Regions from separate parts of the Mus musculus genome. Here all the other regions are linked to region 2. A link is a loop called in an ENCODE intact Hi-C map of the cell type or tissue named here. Cell type or tissue: left cerebral cortex. All regions are shown on one strand. Region 1 overlaps Rgs17 (regulator of G-protein signaling 17). Region 2 holds the start of Rgs17 (regulator of G-protein signaling 17). Region 3 overlaps Rgs17 (regulator of G-protein signaling 17).

Region 1 (5,000 bases), 70 kb after region 2:
AGGAAGACCAAAGTGTGGATACTTCATTAGAATGTGGAACAAAATACCCATGGAAGGCGTTATAGAGACAAAGCTTGGAGCTGAGATGGAAAGAATGACCATCCAGAGACTGCCCCACCCAGGGATCCATCCCATAGACCACCACCAAACCCAGATACTAGGCAGATGCCAACAAGAGCCTGCTTACAGGAACCTAATATATCTGTCTCCTGTGAGGCTCTGCCAGTTCATAGCAAATACAGAAGTGGGTGCTCACAATCATCCACTGGAGGGAGCACACGGTTCCCAATGAAGGAAACAGAGAAAGTACCCAGGGAGCTGAAGGGTGCTGAAGCCCCCTATACATCAATATGAACTAACCAGTATCCCCAGAGCTCCTTGGAACTATACCACCAATCAAAGAAAACACATGGTGGAACTTGTGGCTCTACCTAGATATGTAGCAGAGGATGGCCTAGTCAGTCATCAATGGGAGGAAAGGCCCTTGGTCCTGTGAAGTCTCTATGCTCCATTATAGGGGAATGCCAGGACCAGGAATGGGATTGGGTGGGTTGGGAAGCGGGTGGAGGGTGGAGAGGATAGGGGATTTTCAGAGGGGAAACTAGGAAAGGGGATAACATTTGAAATGTAAATAAAGAAAATATCTAAAAAAAAAACAAAATTAGAACTCAAGAGCCACGATCTACCTGACGTTCACATGCTCCCTATTCATCAACGAGTGATGATCAGTGTCTTACCAAAGATTTCTATTGCTACGATAAAGCACTGTGTTCAAAAGCAACTTGGAGAGGAAACTGTACTTAGTCTTATAGTTCTGGGCAACAGTTCATCACTGAGAGAAGTCAGGGCAGGAACTCAAGTAAGGGAGGAACACGGAGGCAGGAGCTGAAGTCACAGAGCACAGAGGGGTGCTGCTTACTGACTTGCTCCTCATGGCTTACTCAGCCTGCTTTCTTATAGAACCCAGGACTGCCAGCCCAGCAGTGACACCTCCCACAGTGAGCTGGACCTTCCCATGTTGATCACCAATCAAAAAGAAAAAAAATGTACTACAGGCTTGCTGACAGGCCAATCTGATGAGGAGATTTTTCTCAATCAAGGTTCCCTCTTTCAAGATGACTCTAGCTTGTATCAAATTGACATAAGAAACAGTCAGGTCAGGGCTCTAAGGAATACACGAATGAGGGACTCCTGACCAAAGCCCTCCTGACCTCCCATTTTCAGTTTTCATTTTCCACTGAGTTGCCCTTCCTCTGGGTATTATAGTGTTAGACTTAGTGTGATTTGCAGATAAAATATTCCCTAAAGACTCATATATTTCATCACTGGCTAATGGCCCTATTTCGGATGCTGCATTACCCTTAAAAAGTAAGGCTTAGCTGGCAGACATTAGGGCTGGCTGGTGTAGACCTTTGAAAGCTATTTCGCAGCTGATTCTAGTCTACCTATCTCTCTGCTTCCTGCTTGTACTAGAGGGAACACCGGCCAGACGGTCCCCGTCTGTACAGAGGCTGTTTTGGCTTGCATGCCTTCCCTGCTATGATGAATAAAAGTCCTCTGAGACTGAGGGTCAAAGTAAACCTCTCCTCTTTACATTCCTTCCGTCGTGTATTTGGCGTAGCAACAGGAACAGTAACTAACATACTTAGAAACTTTCATTTGAACCAGGGGTGGTAGCACATGTCTTTAATGCCAGCACTCTGGCAGAAGCAGGTAGATATTTGAGTTCGAGGCCAGCCTGGTCTACAGAGTAAATTTTAGGACAGCCAGGGCTACCCAGAGAAACCCTGTCTTTAAAAATCCAAATAGCAAAACATAACAAAAGCAAAGAAAAAAAAAAAAAAAAACGTTTTGTTTGAAACAAAGCTACCTCCACTAAAAAATAAAATGATGGTGGTAGTGATGATGATGATGATGGATATATATTTTAATCTCATAGTTCTGAAAACATACTTGCTATAAAGGTGGGTTTAGATGGCAGGCCTCTTAATATCCAGTGCACTGACTAATCCCCATAACATGGCACTCACAAATGTGGCATTCCGGTTCCATATGTGAGCTACTGATAAATACAGCTTTCCTAGACTAACTCACAATCTTGAATGCTACTTGGGGTATTGCTCACTGGATTTGGCCAGTGACACTAGATTCTTTGTAGGGACAATTGGTCACAGAATAAATTTAGTAAATTAACTGGTCCTTTGAAACCAAAATTGTCTTCCATCTAGACACGTCAGTTCCCAGAATTCCCAGACCGTGGGATAGATCTCGCTAAGTAAATGTTGGGACCTTCATAAGCATGCTTTTGGTTGTCCCTCCTCATTTTTTAACAAGCACTGTAGCCTCTGTAATTCAAAGCAGTGCAAAAAGAATGTCCTATTTTATCCTCCAATGCTGCCACGCTTGAGCTCCCTGCCAATGCAAACACTAAGATGCATGCTTTCAAAGCCAAAGGATATTTTTTGAAAAAGAAAACAAAATATCCAAGTCTGTGCCATGGTGAAGAGACCACTCCCTGGAATATGCATACTCACAATGTGCAAGCTGAATCACCTCATCAGAGGCAACTAAATAAGCCAAGTGTCTCCTGTGTACCCAACGGCCCACAGAGAGCTGACTCATCTTGCATGGAGTGAGCCACTCGTAAACACTGATTTGCTCTGCACAGAATTTCTAAAGCGCCCACAACAGGATCACCATGAACATAGCTTACATAGAGGTCGAGGCTTGGAACTCCATCCCACAAGGATGTGGGGGAATTTTCTGAGTAGCTCTTAGCAGCTTTGTGAACTTTACGTAGTCAAGAGGCTGGTTACCAATTGATGGTCTCCTAGTCCATATACAGGCACCAAAGACTGGGCATTAGGACTCCAGAACTCCTTTGCAGCATTCATTTATTATGGCTTTTATCTTTTGGCATGCTTTGTCTTCTCAGCACTTGTTCACCCAGTTGTCCCTGCTCCACCACGGTGGCAGAGAAGAAAAGTCATTAGACCATCCAAACATTGGTATTTGTTTTAATTACCAGGCTTAGCCCTTTAAAGACTTCAGTACTATGGCTGCTTCTCATCACATGTAAAACAGACTGACAGGCTCCTGGTCTACTATGACACTGTCAGAATAAAAATTAAATTGACCTATGTCTATCACAAGTATATTTCATCTGCCATTCTTGAAATTTAATTTACAAAAAAAAAAAGTAGATATTTCTTCTGTGGCTGAAGAGATGGCTCAGATGTTGAGAGTGCTTACTGCTCTAGCAAAGGAATCATTTTCAGTACCCAGAACTCTCTTGGCAGCTTACCACCATCCATAACTCCAGTCCCAGGGATCCGGTACCCTCTTCTGATTTCTGTGAGCACCAGGCACATAAATTTGTGTAGTTACAAATGTGTAGACAAAACAATCCTATACACACATGATAAAAAAATAAGTGACTCTATCCCGAGCTTTTGTCCCCGCCGGCAAGAACACACTCAGGACAACCGGAATCTTCTGCGGCAAAGCTTTTATTGCTTACTTATCAGGAGGGAAGACCCCGAACCAGGAAAATGGCGCTGCTTATATAGCCCGCAGTGTGACGTTTCAGCACCTGATGTGGCGTGACAGCTCCTGATTCGTTGCTCGCCCATCACCCCATTACTACGCCATGAGATGGGCAGTGACTAGGCGTGAGTTCACTCCTGCACTTGCGCGTAAGGCTTGTTTACTAGTTAGGTGCAGTGGAAGCCAGCGCCATCTTATAATGGCAATTGCTAGCGGCACGGCTCTCAACATGACTCTTATGAATGAATATTTTTTCTAAGTTTCACATTGCACAATTTAGATTTCCAATGGAAAGTAGGAAAGGGACAAAATAAAATAGCAGATAAAAGTATTGCGCATGGCATATTTAATAGAATAAAGGGAGAAGCAATAATGCAAAAGAACAGAATGATTAATTTGTATCAGCTGGGCTAACGGGGAAGCCATCTTGGGAGCTAAGGCACCTCCCTACATATATTAGCTAGTTCAGTGCAGAACAAACAAAATGCTCTGGTACTTGAATGACTGAAACAGTGATTTATGTGGTGTGAGAGGAGTTGTAGACAAGAAGAGAGAAAGGCTGTACAGTGGGCAGTGCCATGACTAGGAAAGGACCCAGGGGGGCGTCAGAGGGCACCTCATCATTGGCTTTGGAAGAAAGATGCTGTCTCCCTCCACTGCCTTGCCCTGTGGCATGTGTAGGAGAAGCAGCCTGTGTAAGGCTCCTTAGAGAGGCAGTGCAGGGTACCAGGGAGAGTAACATGAGGAGGGTTATTGAGGACAGGGGGGAAAGAAGAGATATGACATGGAAAGGAGGAAAGTCTGAAATGTCACCTACGAGTACAGATGCCCAGAGTCCTGGTCCAATAGGCTGGTGAGATGGCTTAGTGGGTAAAGGCACCTGCCACCAAGCCTGAGACCAACTATATAGAAACATACAGCAGATGTGTAAATATGCAATAACAATCTATCAGATGGGAGGGAGAGAGATGACTGCATGTGCAGTCGGGAGACAAAGAGAGAATAGAGAGAATCATGCCGGCATTCTGCTGGATTTCTCCTTTTATCCACTGAGGATCTAATCTCAGGGACTGGTACTGCCTGCCTTTAGGATGGATCTTCCCATGTGACTCAACCTAATTAAGAGGCGCTCTCACAAGCATGACCCGAGTTTGACCTAAACTGTATGCTCCCTAACAGACATTCACAGAGCATTGTCTCCTAGGTGATTCTTAGATGGTGTCAAATTCATAATCAATATTAATTAGCATATACATATTTCTATTTATATCTCTATGGGATATATGGCCATCCATGTCATGGACAGATGGCAGTATCTGTTGCTAAGTAGAAACCAAACACCTACCATTATTGGGTTGTCTTTTTTTAATAAAACCATATATATTACACAAAATATGGAGACTTTCCAATTATTCATTCTATAGGTGGAAGTACAATGGTAGCCCCATGGGTTT
Region 2 (5,000 bases):
TGTATATCTTTAATGTGCTAATTTTCTCACACATGGGCACTCAAAGACCCGCTTTACAAACTTCCTCTACCATGAAAAAGCCTAATAGATACCAAAAACCCTGCAAGAAAATCAAAGCATAGTTTTCCCCTATCTTGACTTCCTTCCGGCCCGAAGGGAGATCTGATAAGGGAGAAGGTTGCTCCACACACTAGCAACTCATGTAGGAATATTTTCGAGTCTCCAGATAACATACCCTTCACTATTAGCTTCTGTGATTTGGTAGTCTTTCAAGAATCTGACCATACTAATAGAAAGTTTCCAAAATTTCTTAATGAGGTAAACACACAGAAAAGATGCTTTGTCACTGTGGGGGAGCAAAGATCTGGCTCAAGGGACAGTGTAGTGAACCAAACAGAACCAAATAGAATGTAAAGTTGAAGAGTCTATCAGCTGAGTATTTTTCTGAAGCTACTCCAGATGTCTCTGTTGGGAACAAAAGGTCTTAAGAGCAATTTATGATTAGACCACATCGTGTTAATATGGATATCTGCAATAAGTCAGCTAAAACAAGGCTGACGTCAGACAAGAAAGGAGTTGTAAAGTCAGCACAAAATGGCTGAAACTAAATATCCAGCTAACTCCAAGTAACCAGTGATATAATCTGCTCTATAACTATTTTTGGAGTACCACTTTTAGGTACATTCTACATAAATCTTGGGGCCAGAGGTATTACAACCTGAGCCCACGCCTTCGCCAGCCTGCCTGTGTGTGCCATTCTGCAAGCCTTAGTGGCTACCTCCATGAAACCTGTGTGCTGATCTGAGTGTTTCAGCCTGTGATTCTTTCAGTCTCTGAATATATCTTAGTATTAGCAAATATCTGCAACTGTCTTGGCATCATGTGAAATGTAAAACCATCTTTCACAGGCTGGGCAGAGGAAACAGTGTACTCTACTTATCTACATCAAGAAACAACAGACTCTGGTGAGAAGCAATTAAAATCTGAGAAGAACTGTTAGTAAACACAAAAAACATTTTTTCTATATTTGTGATCTATTCAATCATTCATTTATTCATCAATAGATATTCACCACGTTAATCTTCTTTTGGACCCTATAGATGAGACAGTGAAAGTAAAGTTTTGGAAGATTTCATCCTAGTATAGGATGGGAACAACTTATTTCAATACTGAAAAAAGTATTTCCTTAATAAAGTAAAACAAGACAAGGGGATTCTTCTAAATAGAAAAGAACTGCTTGCCTCATTAGGACAGTGTATAAGATGGTTGTATCAGGCCTGTAGTAGGAGCAGATGCTAAATAACCTGATATGTAAGGAACCACATGCACGAGATTCCTAGGAAGGAAGAGCGATTGGCACCATATACTGACAGCTCTGCACAGCGAGAACACTCAGAGCTATGGTCCATGCAAGCAAGATAACAACAAATACACCCTGAAGGATATTGATCAGAACCTTCTAAGCTAGGGGATGAATCCTGGGCTGTATTTCAAATGCAAGGAAAACTACGGGAGGATTTTAGGCAGGCATGATGTGTATGCTTCTAGAAGATCGTTAAGCTGCTATTTGGAGTGACTGGGGGGAAAAAAACAAGATATCCAAACAGGAGGCTTTGAGTTGTCCAGGTGAGAGATGATCATGGGCAGGACGGAGGCTACATGCGCTGAGAGGGAGCACAGTGTTCCAATTGGACATATATTTTTAAGGTAGAGGAAATATGACTTGCTAATTAACTGGATGAGGATGAAACAAGAAGGCAAAGTAAGGATGACTTCTCCATTTTTGGATTGGATAACTGGGTTGAACAGTCCAAAGAAGAACAGGTTTGGAGGGGGTGGATTTCCGCTGCTGAGCTTCTGAGACGCCTGGTAAATGAGGAGGTAATAATAGTAGCTACCTTGTGAGGTTGTCGTGAGGAGAAAATAGGAAACACATGAGAAGAATTTAGGCCAGTGTCAAGCAGGAAGTAATTGCTCAATAAAAATGGACAAGGATAGCTGTTGAAGTGAAGATGGCTACTCAAGAATCATTAATAGCTATAATTCTTCACTTAACTTGGGTCAGCAAAAGCTCATTAGAGATTAAGAATAAAGATGCCGATATTCGTGGGCGATAGTTGCAGAGACTAACATTATAGAACATCTGTCTTTTTCAATCCCTGTGTAACTCCCAAAGTAATTGTAGTGAGAGGTGCTGGCTTTAAAAGTGGTTAGATCAAGTGGATGAAGCCTCATACGTGGGTGTAGTGGTCTTCATAAGTGTCACCCCAGAGGCTGTCTTGTGTTCCAGCATGTGAGGAGAAAGCATGTCCATACGTCATAAAATAAACTCCACCCCTCATAAAATATCCAATCTGACTTAATCTGACCTTAGACCTTCCACTCTCCAGTATTGTGACAAGTTAGTTTCTGTTGCCTGTAAGTCACCCACTCTGTGGTATTTGTTAGAGCAGCCATAATGGACTAAGATAAACTTTCATAATCTCCAACAACAAAAATGAATTACCCTTAAATATAGCTGCCAAGGATAACTGAGCAAAGCACCCAGGTGCCATGGTGCTGGTAAATCGCTAGAAATTTTTCCAAATTTCACACTCTGCTTCTGTATTTATTTCTCATTACAGACCAATAGTTTGTAGACAGGCTCCAAGAAAGTGCACTTTCAGGGTATTAGTATCCAAAGCAGTAGATGTAGCTGAATAAAAAAGACCCTGAGTTATATTAATTGAAAGTTGTGGGGCTTTCTCAGGTGGGCTGGAATGCCAACAGTATTTGCACACTGGAGGACCCCTGGCAGGGGAGTGTCATGACATCTACAAACAATCAGTTCTAATTAGCTGTCAGGGAAGAGCCTAGTCGTTCCCGCGGGAACTCTCTCATCTCCACAGATGTGAAATCTAAAGAGAAAGATATCTGCTTTCCTCGCTCCCCCTCAGAAACACTTCAGCCTAACCACAGGAGGCACAATCTAGTACTTGGCATGCAATAAGCATCTAGGCTCCTTCACCACCAAGCTGCGCTCTGCTGGTGAGCAGAAAGATTGACAATTCCTGTGACTGCCAAGTGGTCCAATAAGGACGCTTTAGGCCCCAGGTTTCCAAACCGGGCTAAGAGTTCTTCTTTTTTTTTTAATTAGATATTTCCTTTATTAACATTTCAAATGCTATCCCGAAAGGTCCCTATACCCTCCCCCCCGACCCCCGCCCTGCTCCCCTACCCACTCACTCCCACTTCTTGGCCCTGGCGTTCCCCTGTAGTACTGGGGCATATAAAGTTTGCAAGACCAAGGGCAGGCTAAGAGTTCTTGACCCCTGCTCTGCCTTAGGTTTCTCTCGCTGAAAACCCCAGCTCCAGTGGCCCAGAGGGTACACATATCTAAGACCAGAGAGCGCCTGGAGGGATTCCTGGGTATTTCTGGGTAAGCCATCAATAACGCAGAGTCTAGAACTTACTTAACTTTACCTTCTCTTGAATCCCCCAGGCAAGAGGGTTGAAGCAAGCCCGAGGCTAAGGGAGCCTGAGTGCCTGAGAGGCTTGCAAGCATGGTCCCAGGGACTAGGTGAACATACATGGGCTTTGGGTAAAAGTGAACTGGGGGGTGGGGGAGGAGGTTCCTTCCCACAAAGTGTGTTCTCTCCAAGAAGCACCCCTGACCCCGACCCTCAACGCAGAACCTCCCCCACTGCTGTCGCCAGAGCCGCCTGGGCACAGAGACACTGACACTGTGAGCTCTGTCGCCGGGCGGGCACGCCGGGAAGGGACGCGACAGTGACTCACGCATCCGAGCGCCCGCGGGAGGGGAGGACGCCTCACCTCCGGCTGCGCGGGGCGAGGGGCTGCGCCTGTCTCCCGGACGCATGCGCTGCAAGCTGCTCCGCTCCCTCCCCGCCCACCCCAGCCTCCTCCCTCTCTGCTCTATCCTGGCCTCTCTCCCTCTCTCCGTCGCCGGGTGCTGAAGTTGGGCGGATGGCACGGAGCCTGCTCCGCTAGAGGACGGAGCAGCCCACTCTCGAGCACCCTCGGACCCGGACCCCGGAGCTCTCGCCCACATCTAAGTCTACCCGGTAAGACGCGACCTCTGAATCCCGGAGAGGATAAAAAAAAATAAAAATAATAACATGAAAATGTCTGCTTTGCACTGATGGGTGGGCTTGATTTTTTTTTTCTCTTCTTTTGCTCCCCCACCCCCACGGCGAGGGGGAGGTAGGATAGAGAGGGCGGAGGGGGCGCCCGCTGCCTGTGCCCTGGCTGATAAAGCAGTGGGGCGCGCGGGTCTCGGCGGGCAGCACCGCCCCGCGGCTCCGTGAAGTTGAATCCCGCGTGGTCCGCTTCAGGGCCCGGTCCACTCGCGTCCCCGGGCTCTGTGGAGGGACTGAACCGCTCTCCTGCGGGTCACGGCTTCGGGTGTCCCTGCTTCTGCGGGGAGAAATCTCAGCACCTTCGGGGACCTGGAGGAGGTGAGAGGGTGCTGCGGTGGCGGGTGGGGGAGCGCTCAGGGGTTCGGGGTCCCCAGGCTTTTCATAGCTGTTTGGTTAGTAGAGAATCGATGGTGAAAATAAATCGAGATGGTCTCAGCCGCGGACTGCCTCGATGGTCTCATTTCTCCCTTTATTTTTTGGTGCCTTTAGGGAAAATAAAGATTCAGGTGCAGGTGATGTCTTTACAAATACCTTGAGCAGCTGCTGTGTGTGTGCGCGCGCGCGCGTACGTGTGTGTGTGTGTGTGTGTGTGTGTGTGTGTGTGTGTGTGTGTGTGTGTGTGGTGCAGAGGTGAGAGTCTCTTTTGTTTCTCCCCCACCCCCTTTAGTCCAGAGAAAGCGAGTTCTTGTGTACTCTGCACCTGGTCTGTTTTACAGCAACCAAGGGGGTGAGGACCAGGAACGCCTACCAGCCCCCAGGCGCTGCCCCGCTTGGGTGCATTACAGACTCCCTTGCTGTGAGATCTGGCTCTCCTGATTATGGACGGATCACAGCTTCTAGCTGTCTCCTCGCTAGCCTGCC
Region 3 (5,000 bases), 57 kb after region 2:
AATTTAGCTCAACAGGTAAAGGCACTTGCTGCCAAACCTGACAACTTGAATTCAATTCCTAGAGACACATGCTGGAAGGAGAGAACCAACCTCAAGCTGTTGTCTGACCTCTCTCTACATGTGCACTGTGGCATGAGTGTACACAGATACACACAATAAATGAATAGAATTAAAAATATGTGTATATATATATGTATATATACATATATATTAAAAACAACACTAAAATATGTACCCTCTCATTTGGGTACAACTATTATATATTTTATATATATATATATATAATATATGATATTATACTGCATATTATATTATATAGTTATATTATAAATTATACACACAAAATATATTGTATACATATATGTATATGTTATATATAATATATGATTATATATGGTTATACTATAGATGATTATATAAAGATATATATAACATATATAATATATTATGTGTATATATGTCATGAAATAGGAAGTTGTATCTAGCATCTTCCTTGCTCAGTTAGAAAGACATGCTGACCTAGCTGAAGCAGAGGACTGAGGAGAAAATTTGCATTGAGGATTTGCTTTTCTCCAAGGAGGAGGGGTCTATCACAACTAAAAGTAAATACCGTCATGTGGTGAATTGCTTCCCTTGTCCGCTGTGTAGCCAGAGAGGCTCGCTCGCAGCTTTGGCTTGTTTAGCAAGTACCTTTTGGAGGCCGGACACTGAGTCAGTAAGGAATTGAGCAGAACGCCTCCCCTATACATGACAAGATGACCACAATGATCATGATGTGCATTGTTGGATAACGAGCTGCTTGTGGGTATGATGATGAGTCACTCGGGACTCGGTTCATTTACATGCAATAAAAATTACAGCGTGGAAGTGCAAGGAAAAGAGCCAACTCTTTAGTCTTATTTCTTCACTGAGTAAGCTTTTGTGTAGATCCCTTGAGACAGGAAAATCCTAACCAGTGCACATAAAAGCCCATCACAGAGGAACTGAAATGATCTTCAGAAAAAAAAGATAGTAATGAAAATCTTTGCCATTTGTAGTCTGGAAGCACCGGCATCCAGCTTGCTGGCACATGAGGAGAACAGCTCGCTTCTGTATTCCCTTGACAGAGCTGATACTTGCCAAGTACTTACTGTGAGTGCAGGATTTGGTCCAACTCTTTTAACCCCCAGAGTGATGCTGGTATGTTGATGTACTCTATTGTTAATTTCTATCTGCCAGTGAGGAAACTGCCACAAACGAGCGCTAAGTAACTACCCAAAGGTCTTCCTGTAAACGATAGACACAAGACTTAGACAGAAGCAATATGAACAGAGAGCTTGTTCACACACCACACTTCAGCGTGCCATTGAACCTGGCTAGATCTAGTCTTGCATCCCGCCATACCCAGAGGGCCTTGTGCTTCTAGCGTTGCCTCCCTGACAGCTCTGGGTTCATGGGCAATTCTTGCCCAGACCCAGTTTTTACCATGAGTTCTGAGGATATGAATTCAAGTGTTTATGCTTCTGTAGCAAGTCCTCTAACCTGCTGGACCATCTTCCTTGCCCAAGAACTAACTTTGATGTACAGAATCAGTTCTTCTCCAAGTCTTCCTAAATTTCCAAAATGGATCACCTCCTTATTACAACCTCATAACTATTAAAGGTGTAAGTGCTTTCTCTTTCTCCCAAAATAAGGAAACGCAAAACTCATTGTTCTCATAGTTATATGTTATATAAATCAAAATATCCAGTTTTATATAAGTTTTTAGATATAATCCAAGTGTTTCCCTTGTGTGTGCCTCTCACACTCACATACACAGTCACATTCAGAGAGACACACCCAGTTCTCTAAGACCCATACTGAAGTTCACACTCATCCTTTATTGGGAAGGTTTGGGGGAACAGTGGTAACGTAGTGTCAGTCCTGTTAACTATTTTATTCAGAACAACACACAGGGTTAATATAGTCCTGCAAATACCTACTTGTTTTCACGTGCTGCCGTGAAGCTGTGTTTCCCATCCTAGCTTTAAACAGCTACTTTGAGACCTAAAATCATCATCTTTTAAATTTATCCTTTTAAAATTTTATCTTGTCTTATATGGCTCTGTCTTCAGTCTATAAAATGGTTTTGATCACTGCACCTGATCCAAAGGGAACCTGAAAAGGAGGAGAAATGAAAGGGTAAAATTATTCACAGCTGGAAATGAGATCAGACTTCCATTAGCCTCCCTTGAAAGTCACACATATTATATAACAGGATCAACCCTCTCTGGTCATTGTATGTAATTTCTGGGTTTTCGTTATTAACGCATTTGTGTAATCTTGGAAGATGGAATTGTGAAGCTGGGACCATCGGTATCAATTGCATTGCAGCCTTCCCAGCATCTTATTATAAATGATGCACTTCTGAATGTGACTGATGGGAGGGAAACATTTAAGGCTGCAAACTGGACACTTTGCTAGCTCTGCTGTGCTCTGCTCCAGCTCCTGGGAGGTTCTAAGAGAGCTTGATGTGAATTCCGAGCTTGAAGCAGCTACATGATTCTTCTAGAGCAGCTTCCTCTATTTTCTTACCCCACCCCAAGACTCAAGGATAGAAGGATGAAAAGAATCAGCTTCCACATGTTCAAAAGTATCTGAGAATTATGCTTCATTAACGTAATTCTTCTATGTTTTATTTATGACATTAAAATTTGTTTTGATTAAAAACTGAGATTAATGAGGACGAGAAGATAAAGGTCTGCATCGTGCCGATTTTCCTTCTGTATGTGCTGATAAACCCCACCCCTTTCCCTTCAACACTGGTGTTGAATTTTCAGGTGTGTGCCCTGAAGGACACGGGAACATCCTGCTGTTAGCCATGATTTCAAGAGGGCTTGACTCAGTTTCTCAATCCACTTATCTATTCTGTTGCTGCACTACCAAAATTATCCTAATTACAGGCGCTGGAGAGATTGCTCAATAGTTAAGAGGACCCACCTGGTGGCTCACTACCATCTGCAGCTCCAGCTCTGGGGGCTTTAATGCTCTCTTCTGCCCTCTGCAGGCATCAGGAATGCATTGTGGTACAGGCAAACATCCATATACATAAAATAAATACATTTTATAATATCATAGTCTTATGTTAATAAGTAAGATAAGCACCCCTCTGTTCTTCCAGAAGTGCCTGACTTATGAATTGTCTTTGGGTTTTTTGTTTGTTTTTGTTTTGTTCGTTGTTTTTCCCACTGATTAACTTATTTATTCACTTAACATCCTAATCAAAGCTGCCCTTCTTCTCCCAGTCCCCCCATATACACACCTCCTTCCCCCTCTCCTCTGAGAAGGGGAGGTTACCCCAGGAAACCAATACACCCTGGCACATCAAGTCATTGCAGGACTAAACACACCCTCTTCCACTGAGGCCAGACATGGCAGCCCAGTTAGGGGAACAGGATCCACATACAGCAATAGGGTCAGGAACGGCCCATCTCCAGTTGTTGAGAGACCTGCATGATGACCAACCTACATATCTATTGTCTTTTAAGAGGCTCCACAAAAAAAGTGACTGAATCAGATACAAAGACCCACAGTCAAACATTATACAGAGCTCAGGGAGTCTTGTGGAAGAGTTGGGGAAAGGGTTGAGGGACCCAGAAGGAATAGGCAATGTACAAGAAGACAGACAGAGGCAACTAACCTGAACCTGAAGACTAAACCACCAACCAAAGAACATACACAGGCTGGACCTAGACCCCAGCACAAATGTAGCAGAGATTTGTTTATTTTTAATGCCTTTTGAATCCTTTATTAAATTCTGAGAGTGGCATAACTAATATTTTTATCATGCACACACTGAGCTTATAAAATTATTTTATTTTATTTTATTTATTTTATTTTTTTTTTTTGGTTTTTCGAGACAGGGTTTCTCTGTGTAGCCCTGGCTGTTCTGGAACTCACTTTGTAGACCAGGCTGGCCTCGAACTCAGAAATCCGCCTGCCTCTGCCTCCCGAGTGCTGGGATTAAAGGCGTGCGCCACCACACCCGGCTTATAAAATAATTTTATAACAATGAACATTTAAAAAACTTTTGATGCCATTATCTGAGAAAATAACGAGTTCCATGTGCAGGCCCTGTGTTTTTGTAGACAACTATAGTTTCCCATCAAGCACTTATATATATTTTTAGCTATAGTACTTTTTAAAGTTTGCTATCTTCATTATGCCTTGCAAATTGGTGATTAGCCCTAGTATCTTGGAAATAAACAAGTTCGACACGACTGGCTCTTGCGCTGTCTTTGATGAAGCATCGCCTCAATCTTTTGGAATTTTCCTGTAAGAAGCACCACATGAATCGGCAGGCATAGGCTTCCCTTTTCGTCATTCTCACCGCTTCCTAGACACTTGCAGCGGAGCCTAGGAAATCGATATTGGGTATAATAATGTTGGGTGTAAAACACCTCATGGCCCTTTCCTTGTTTTACCAATGTGCAGCATATAGGAGGCAGGCATAAATATTTGTTAAGCTGGTTCAGGAACACCAATGGTGTCCTGGAAGGGACACATGAGATAGAAAGATCATATGAGTCTGTGCCCGGGAGAGTAAGCAAGGATAATCAGTACATCCAAGAGTCGTAGGTCGGTGTTTGTCTTCTTCACCGTGGGCTGCTATAACAAATGTCCATGGGGGGCGGGGTTGTAAACCAGGGAGGTGTGTTTATGGTGGTTTCATTAGCTGGGAATCTGAGTGATGGGTCCAACATGGCCAGGTTCTGATGAACTAATGATTTCTACCAGTAGTCTCATATGGGAGAAGGCAGCAAAGTGACCTGGGGTCCACTATGTGAAGACAGGAAATTCACTCCCACGGATTCCATCTGCCTTCACTCAGTTACGTCCAAAAGCCTTACCTTTTAGTACCATCACAGTAGAGACAAGGAGTTCCATTTATGGACTTGAGGATGATAAGCTCGGTTCACTCTAATGCTGGATGCGACCGATAGGCCTGTTGTGTCTTAACTTATTCCATCGCATTACCCCAG

Evidence for each region. Peaks named below come from ENCODE experiments on the same cell type or tissue, not always from the same donor. Only the 100,000 strongest peaks of a DNase experiment are listed, where the experiment ranks them.
Region 1: it touches region 2 in a loop (2.7-fold over the local background); 4 of 42 quality-filtered maps call a loop at or near these places.
Region 3: a loop joins it to region 2, with 2.1 times the contacts of the local background. A loop is called at or near these places in 4 of 42 quality-filtered maps.

What each region holds. Positions count from the first base shown.
Region 1 is chr10:5,851,077-5,856,076 of GRCm38, reverse strand. All of the region lies in intron 2 of Rgs17 (regulator of G-protein signaling 17), which reads left to right. Among named protein-coding and RNA genes, the nearest start is that of Mtrf1l, 30 kb to the right of the region's middle. In left cerebral cortex, no CTCF peak of the experiment used is centred here; a DNase peak (open chromatin) is centred at 2,545.
Region 2 is chr10:5,921,292-5,926,291 of GRCm38, reverse strand. Rgs17 (regulator of G-protein signaling 17) reads left to right here and starts at 3,892. Exons shown (of 5, transcript NM_019958.4): 1 at 3,892-4,064. In left cerebral cortex, a CTCF peak has its summit at 3,021; DNase peaks (open chromatin) are centred at 1,827, 2,988, 3,823 and 4,952; H3K4me3 peaks cover 1,701 bases; H3K27ac peaks cover 1,510 bases.
Region 3 is chr10:5,864,182-5,869,181 of GRCm38, reverse strand. The region is part of intron 1 of Rgs17 (regulator of G-protein signaling 17); the gene reads left to right. Among named protein-coding and RNA genes, the nearest start is that of Mtrf1l, 43 kb to the right of the region's middle. In left cerebral cortex, a CTCF peak has its summit at 3,017 (motif pointing left); DNase peaks (open chromatin) are centred at 928 and 2,977; H3K27ac peaks cover 444 bases.